Regions from separate parts of the Homo sapiens genome. Here region 1 is linked to region 2. A link is a contact called in ENCODE Hi-C or POLR2A ChIA-PET data. All regions are on one chromosome and are shown on one strand. Each heading gives the region's core, a stretch centred on a gene start or an enhancer-like site at or near the end of the contact. The rest is flanking DNA. Distances are from core to core; before and after follow the strand shown. Region 1 holds the start of PAX2 (paired box 2). Region 2 holds the start of SEC31B (SEC31 homolog B, COPII component).

Region 1 (3,591 bases), core at 728-3,227, 230 kb before region 2:
GTTACAAATTATCCTTAATTATTAATCTGCAGATAGGGAGGAGTTTTCTATTTAGAATTTTAGCTTTTAAAAAAAAAAGCCTGCAAAAAAAATCTCAGAATAGTTTTTCAAGCTAAAGACATGGCATAAATTCAAATTTTATTAAAATAATTCCCTCTTTTCTCTATTTTTTTCTCCCTTCTCCCTTTTCTTCTGTAACATCATGTCAACTTTCTTTCTTTAATTTCCTTTCCCGTGTTTGGATTTCTCTTTTCCTTTCTCCTCAGCTTTGGCATTTGCTTTCCTTTTGTTCTTTCCCCCTCATTTTTTGCTCTTTGCTGACCCCCTGGCCAGGTTGCTGGCTGCGTGATCCTCAATGGGGAGTCGGCAGTCTAGGCAAGGAGCCTCCAGAGCTGAGAGCAGAGCTGCACTCTGCCGGGGGCCCACCTGGAAGGCTGCGCTGCTGGCTCTCTCCCTGACTTCGATTTCTTCTCGGAGCCCCTCTTTGTTTTTAGAGCATCCCCCAGGCAGAGGCAGGGAAAGATGACCATCGTGTCTTGACAACCTGGGATTCCCAATGTGAAGGGAAGGGAAGGCAAGGGAAGGGGGGTGGGAAAGAAAGGAAGAGGAAGAAAATATTTCAAACCAACCCACAAGAAGCCTATGCTGGGCTGGAAGGGCCTGGAGATGCTGAGAGATGAGGGTCAGAAGGGGGCACCCCACCCCCACACTCTTCTGCCCAATTGTCCTGACACTGAGGCTGAATACTCTTGGAGTCTCCTGGACCCCACGACTCTTAAGTTTGAGAAAGATAAAGATGTGGGGAGACAGGAGAGGGAGGCAAACAGAGGAAGAGAGAAAGAGAGAAAAGACAGAGAAAACAACAAAACAACACCCTGAAAACTGCCTGCTAATTTGCCCCCCAGCCCAGGGCAAGAGGCTGACTAGGGAGAGGGTGGCTGGAACCAGGGCTCCGAGGCCGTGGATCCCATGACCTAAGAAGGAGCGGATAGAAAGAGCAAAGGCAGGTGATAGGGATCAGGGAAGGTAGGAAGGCAGGCAGACAGAGAGGTAAGAATGGGTGACAGAAGGCAGGAGAGAAACTGGAGGCATTAGAAACACCGGGCGAGGGAGAGAAAGAACGAAAAGAGGGACCAGAAGCCAGGGAGGCCTCCAAGATGGGACCTGAGCGCGAGGGGCCGGGGCCACGCTGGGACTGGACAGGGTTGGGACGGAGAGCCCCGAGCCGGGACAGGAGCCGGGCGCCGGTACTCACGGTGCATCGCGGAGAAGGGGTCTGCTTTGCAGTGCATATCCATGGGGAGGCAGAGGAGCGGGAGCAGCGCGGCCGCCGCCGCCGTGTCGCCTCTCAAACTCAACTTCAGGACTTGAGGAGAAAAGGGAGGGACGGTGGGGGAGGGAGGATGAGTGAACGCCCGGCTGCTGCGGGGCGCGCGGGGGCGGGGGGCGCAGCACTGCGCTCCCCGCTGGGGCTCCTCCGGGTTGGCCGGAGCTTGCAACTGCAGTAGCCGCAACTTGCCACTGTCGGGGCTCGGGGCTGGGCGGTCAGCAGAATGGCCCCGGGGCGGTGGGCCGGGCCGGGGTGCACTGGGGGCGCATGGCTCGCGCTGCAGCTGCAGCCAGGGCTGAAGCTGGGCGGGGGAGGCGACTCGCTCAGCTCCCCTGGAACCTGGTCATCCGAGAGGCGGTGGTCGGAGAGCGCGCGGGGCGGGGGCGGTCAGAGGGCGCCGGGAGGGGAGCCGGGCCTCTCCAAGTGCTGGCGAGTTGGCGAAGTTGGCAGAGAAGTAGCAATCCCGGGGATGTCCGAGGTGGCGCCTGCGGGAGGGGAGCGCGCGGGCCAGGCCCCCGCCCCCGGAAAAGGCAGGCGCACGCCGCCGCGGCCGAAGGGCCGGGAGGGAGGGAGGGAGCCGAGCGGCGCTGGCAGCTCTGGGCTGGCCCCAGGTGGGTTGCGGCTGCGAGAAGACTCGGCCGGAGACTGGAGCCTCGGCTCCCGGTGTGTGTCTCTCTAAAAGCTGCAAAGCCCCCTCCAGACCTCCTCCCCCTCCCCGCGCCGGGAGATGGATGACTTGTCAGACAAAGGCAATAGATTCCACCACTCTGTGATTCGCCAGCGCTGGAGCCCCGAGCTTCGGCGAGGAGGGCCCCGAGCCTGTCACTCCGGTGCCGGCTAGGGGAGGGCAGGGGAGGGAGAAATGGGAGGGAGGGAGGGAGGGAGCAGCCGGCGAAGGAAGAGGGAGGGAGGGGAGCGGACCGGGGGAGGGGGAATGGGAGCCCGGGATTAAAACTACACTGAGAAACGAAACTCGCCGATAAGATAAACGCTAGATAAGGATAAAGAGCGGTCAGTCTAATGAATATTCAGGTAACGACAGAGGGCCTCGGAGCGCGCTGCGCTGTGAAGCCGGGCTCTCAGTTCTAACTCGCCCAGCCCTGCCATCCACTGGCCAGTGCCCGCCTGGGCCGCGCGGCCCCGGGCCCAGTGCGCATCCCTAGCCCCAACCCCACCACCCTCGGCTCTGAGTTCCCTTCCGTTCCTTCCCGGCTCTTCCTTCCTCTCTTTCTGGTCCTTCCCTTTGGCCTTTCCCTCCGGAGGTACCTTCCCACCCACGCACCCCCCACTTCTCATTCCACGGAAAAGTGTCCAGCAGTTTGTCTTGTCCCCTCCCGTTCCACGCGACTGTGCGCAGGGCCTCCCCAGTCCCCTTGCCCACCGGGTCTGGGCAGTCCAGAACGCTTGGTTCAGAATCGAGCTGAAGACCTCCGGCGAGTACCCACCTGCCTCGGTGGGACCCAGCGGATGGCGGGAGAGCCGGGGGACTTGGTTTCTGAACCCTCGGGTGACTGGGAAGGGGGTACAGGGGAGGGAAACAGTGCGGAGCTGCAGGTCGCTGGCGGCAGAGGATGTGGGAGACGAGGCTGGCTCTCCCCGGCTGGGGAGAAGAGGAGGCTGCGGACGCGGCTGAGCGCCGCCCGCTGCTAGCTCGGTGGATCCGGGGCGAGCGCAGGAGGCGCAACCACGGGGACGTCCCCACTCCTGCCGGAGCCTCCGCAGCTCTCTCTGGCACTAGCTCCCTTGCTCGCTGGGGTCCGCTCGCACGCACCAGGCAGAAGAAGCCCTTTGTCTCCTAACTGGTTAAGTACAGAATATCCGGGAGATCTTCATGAAATATTTTCCCTCGTCTCATAAATCATCTTGGCACTTCAGCTGATGTTTTAACTCTCTCTCCCTCCTTCGCTCCCTCCCCCCGCTTCCCTGGGTCTGCGAAAGGGCGGCTCGGCGAAGCTTGCGCAGCGCTCTTGCAGCCCGAATCCGAGATTCCTCCAGCCCCCGTCTGCAGCTCCGGGCGCCCCGCGGAAGCGCGGCGGACTCGCGCTCCCCTCCCTCTGGCCGGAGCCTGGGCGGCAGATACCATGGGGAGAGATGCACCTGCCTGACTCAGCCTAACTACTACTACTGGGCGTCTTGTACCCGGGTTTTTGGGATGCCCTTATTCCTCAGGAGGAGCTCAGGCCAGGCTCAGCGGGACGAGGTTCTGAGCCTCTCACTCCTGTGGGGCCTGGGTCCGCTGGGATCCTGGCATTTGCCCTCCC
Region 2 (3,555 bases), core at 787-3,286:
ATATAAAACTGAGCAAGACAAAGTAATCACCTTCAAATATTACATAGGAGACCAGCAGTTATAATACAAAGTGAAAATAATTCTTTATCATTATTACTATTGAGACAGGGTCTCACGCTGTTGCCCAGGCTGCAGTGTAGTGGTGTGATCACAGCTCACTGCAGCCTCTACCTCCCAGGCCCAAGCGGTCCTCTCACTGTAGCCTCCCAAGCAGCTGGGACCACAGGGATGCACCAACACACCTGGCTAATTTTTGTATTTTTTGTAGAGACAGGGTTTCACCATGTTGCCCAGGCTGGTCTTAAACTTGTGGGCTCAAGCAATCCACCTGCCTTGGTCTCCCAAAGTGTTGGGATTATGGGTGTGGGCCACTATGCCAGGCCAAAAAGAATTTTTTTTTTTTTTTTTTGAGACATGGTCTCACTCTGTCACCCAGGCTGGAGTGCAGTGGCATGATCTCAGCTCACTGCAACCTCTGCCTCCCAGGTTCAAGTGATTCTCATGCCTCAGCCTCCCGAGTAGCTGGGATTACAGGCACATGCCACCACGCCCAGCCAATTTTTTCGGTATTTTTTGGTAGAGATGTAGTTTCACCATATTGGTCAGGCTGGTCTTGAACTCCTGACCTCGAGTGATCTGCCCGCCTCAGCCTCCCAAAGTGCTAGGATTACAGGCATGAGCCACTGCTCCCAGCAAGAATTCTTAAGAGGTGTGAGTTGAGAAAGTGCACTTTTAATTTGGCTTAATCATGTCCTACCCGAAACTGTGACTTAAGCTTCTGGTTCAAATTTCTTTAGGAGTATTCCATCAGTAACTCTTCTGCCTCCTTCTCTCAGGTTTAGTTTTTAACCCTGTTTACTTTTCCTCAGGCTTCATTCCCTGTTGTGCCAGCTAAGAAGTTCAGGAAATACTTGAGTACTTAGTAGGTAGGAAGCGTGGGCTAGGCACAGATAATGCACTGAATTACCTTCTGTCTAACTTCAAAATTGCCAGATCCACATGGAAGGGAACTGGAGTCGTGTCACAATGAGTTGGGCTCCATCATGATAACTGGCCCCCCATCTTTGGAGGTGTATCAGGCAGGAATACAGAGAATTCATGCGTTAAGCATAAGTTTCTAAGATTTAAAGCTGCCTACAGAATTTTTTTTTTTTTTTTGAGATGGAGTCTCTGTCACCCAGGCTGGAGTGCAGTGGCGTGATCTCAGCTCACTGCAACCTCCACCTCCCGGGTTCAAGCTATTCTCATGCCTCAGCCTCGTGAGTAGCTGGGACTACAGGCCTGCACCACCATGCCCGGCTAATTTTTATATTTTTGGTAGCGACGGAGTTTCACCATGTTGGCCAGGCTGGTCTCGAACTCCTGACCTTTGGTGATATGCCCACCTTGGCCTCCCAAAGTGCTGGGATTACAGGTGTGAGCCACTGCACCCGACCTGTCTACAGAACATTTTTATTTGGAAGTGGCACAATTTCTTCAACATAAAAAATACATTATCGGCTGGAATATCACCTGTGTTCTTGCAGCTCCAGAGGATAACACCCCTCCTATGTTCCTCAAATATTTCAGGAAGCCCCTGGCCCTGTAGTCTCACCCTCCATACACTTATAGCCCTTAATTCAACCAAGTTTTGGGCACCAGTTTCTGCTGGGCTGCAGTGCAACACTCACTGCCATTTACAGCCTCGATTGCTTTTTACGTTTTCAACTAAATGGATTCCACTGAGGGCTCCTGGGGCCAGGGCCGGGTCTTCTCCCGCTTCAATACATAGATAATGAGTTAGTATTTTCCCTTTTCAGAGACTGGCCCTAGAGCCTGGCTCAAACTGAATAGACCAGAACTTACTGGTCCAGATCTGACCCGCTGCGCAATCACAGGGTAGGTGAGGGAGGCCCGGTTAAAAGCTATAATCCTGTTTGGAAACGTTCTCCGTGGGTCTGTCAGTGTCTCGGGCTCGGCGCCCGCGGAGCGTGTTTCCGACGGTGCCCTGCCGGGGTCCGCGCCGCTTTGGTCCTCCGCAGCCGCCGTCCACAGCGCCCGGCTCCGCGCGAGAGCCCTGCCAGAGGAGCGGCTCCGGCCGCCGCGCCTGACCCTTGTCCGGGGTCTTCCGCACAGGTTGGTTCGCCCCGCCGGTCTGGGGTCCCTGGTAGCAGAGATTGCGCTGGGGACCCGGAGCACTGCTCCTTTCTCGGCAGAGCGCGGAGGGGAGCCCGCTTGCTGCGGAGCCCCCGGCCCGCGCCTGCCCTGCCCGCGGGTCCGGGCCTCGGGGGCCTCCACTACGTCTACCCTTGAATTGGATCCGGCTCTACTGTCCCTGCCGCACGGGAACCCCCAGCCGGATGAGGGTCTCCCTGTTCACTGCTGCCTTGCGCCTTCCCATCCGCCTTGGTCCTGACCTGGCCCAGCCGAGGCCGTCCGGTGTCGCTGCGTTTGGGCTGGGCGGGAAGGTCTGTCATTGCTGACCCTGGCGCGCCGCGCTTCGGCGACAGCGGGAAAGAGGCTGTGCTGACCGTCCTCCCTAGGGACTGGACTGCCAAGGGTAGCTGGTGCCCTCCTGCACGGCAGGTCTGTCGAGCATTTCATTGGTCATCTCCCCCTCACGCCCCCATGGCCAATCTGACCCCAGCGGGGGCCCTTTTTTTGTGAATAGATGCCTCTTAACAATGTGAATTAAGAGCCCATTTTCCCAGTTCCTAGACTGTCAGCGATTAAAACACTTTCTAGGGTTTACTTGCGACTAGTACAGTGGTTAGAAATACGGGCTCTTGATGCTGATGGGGGTTCACATCCCGGCCTAGCCAGTTGTCATCTCTAGAAAATGGGGATAATCATAGTACTTACCTGATAAGACCACTGAGAGAATTAACTGAGATATGCACATCAAATGCACAGCTGCTTATCGCAGCTCCTATTTTTGTTGTTAGGGAATCTTTTCCCAGAAACATTAAAATGGCTGTGACCAGCAGGTGGCACTGGTGACTGTATAGTAGAGTGTTGAGCTGGTCACAGAATACGTGATAGTAGCCACAAGTGTTTAAAGGTGCTTTGGAAATCTTGGCTTAATGGGCAGGCTTAAACTTTCTTCACGCTAGAAAGTACCTTAGAGATTAAGTAATACTATCTCCTGTTTTTGTAGGTGAGACTGATCTGACTATAGCTTACTCAAGCAGGTCACAGTAGGTCCCAAGCTTTCTCCTCAAGTTCAGTGTAATTTTTAAAAATCATTTCTACCTGTTTGCTAGCCTGTTGGGATGGGACCTTGAATATACATTGGAATTAGATCAGAAACCACAGAGTTAAAATGGATGTCCACATTCGAGCTTTTACCATATGCCAGACATTCGTTTGGAAACTAGTTACAACATGGTGAACAAAAGCCGACACAGTGTCAGCTCTCATGGAGCTTGCATATTAGTGGAAGAGACTGACAATGTCAATATAAATAAATATGTAATTATAAATTACTAGGAAGAAAAAAACTGAGGCTTTTTGTGATTGGGTAGTTCACTTATTTGGGGAAGTAAGCTGAGCCCAGAAAGATATAAGGAGCCAGTC

What was found. A loop is a pair of places that touch in the nucleus more often than their neighbours do. ChIA-PET counts read pairs that join two places held with the same protein, here RNA polymerase II (POLR2A). Pooled maps may share reads with other maps.
Region 1: a loop to region 2 is called in a pooled map, with 5 times the contacts of the local background. The contact joins the promoter of PAX2 here to the promoter of SEC31B in region 2. A Hi-C loop is called at or near these places in 1 of 168 maps with a recorded cell type or tissue (chondrocyte) and 3 of 50 pooled maps. POLR2A ChIA-PET finds 5 or more read pairs at or near these places in 3 of 52 experiments (GM12878, Panc1 and endothelial cell of umbilical vein).

Annotation. Positions count from the first base shown.
Region 1 is chr10:100,743,968-100,747,558 of GRCh38, reverse strand. PAX2 (paired box 2) reads right to left here and starts at 1,977. Exons shown (of 10, transcript NM_000278.5): 1 at 1,256-1,977. The coding sequence starts at 1,298. RefSeq lists enhancers at 1,245-1,786, 2,886-2,935.
Region 2 is chr10:100,518,342-100,521,896 of GRCh38, reverse strand. SEC31B (SEC31 homolog B, COPII component) reads left to right here and starts at 2,036. Exons shown (of 26, transcript NM_015490.4): 1 at 2,036-2,115.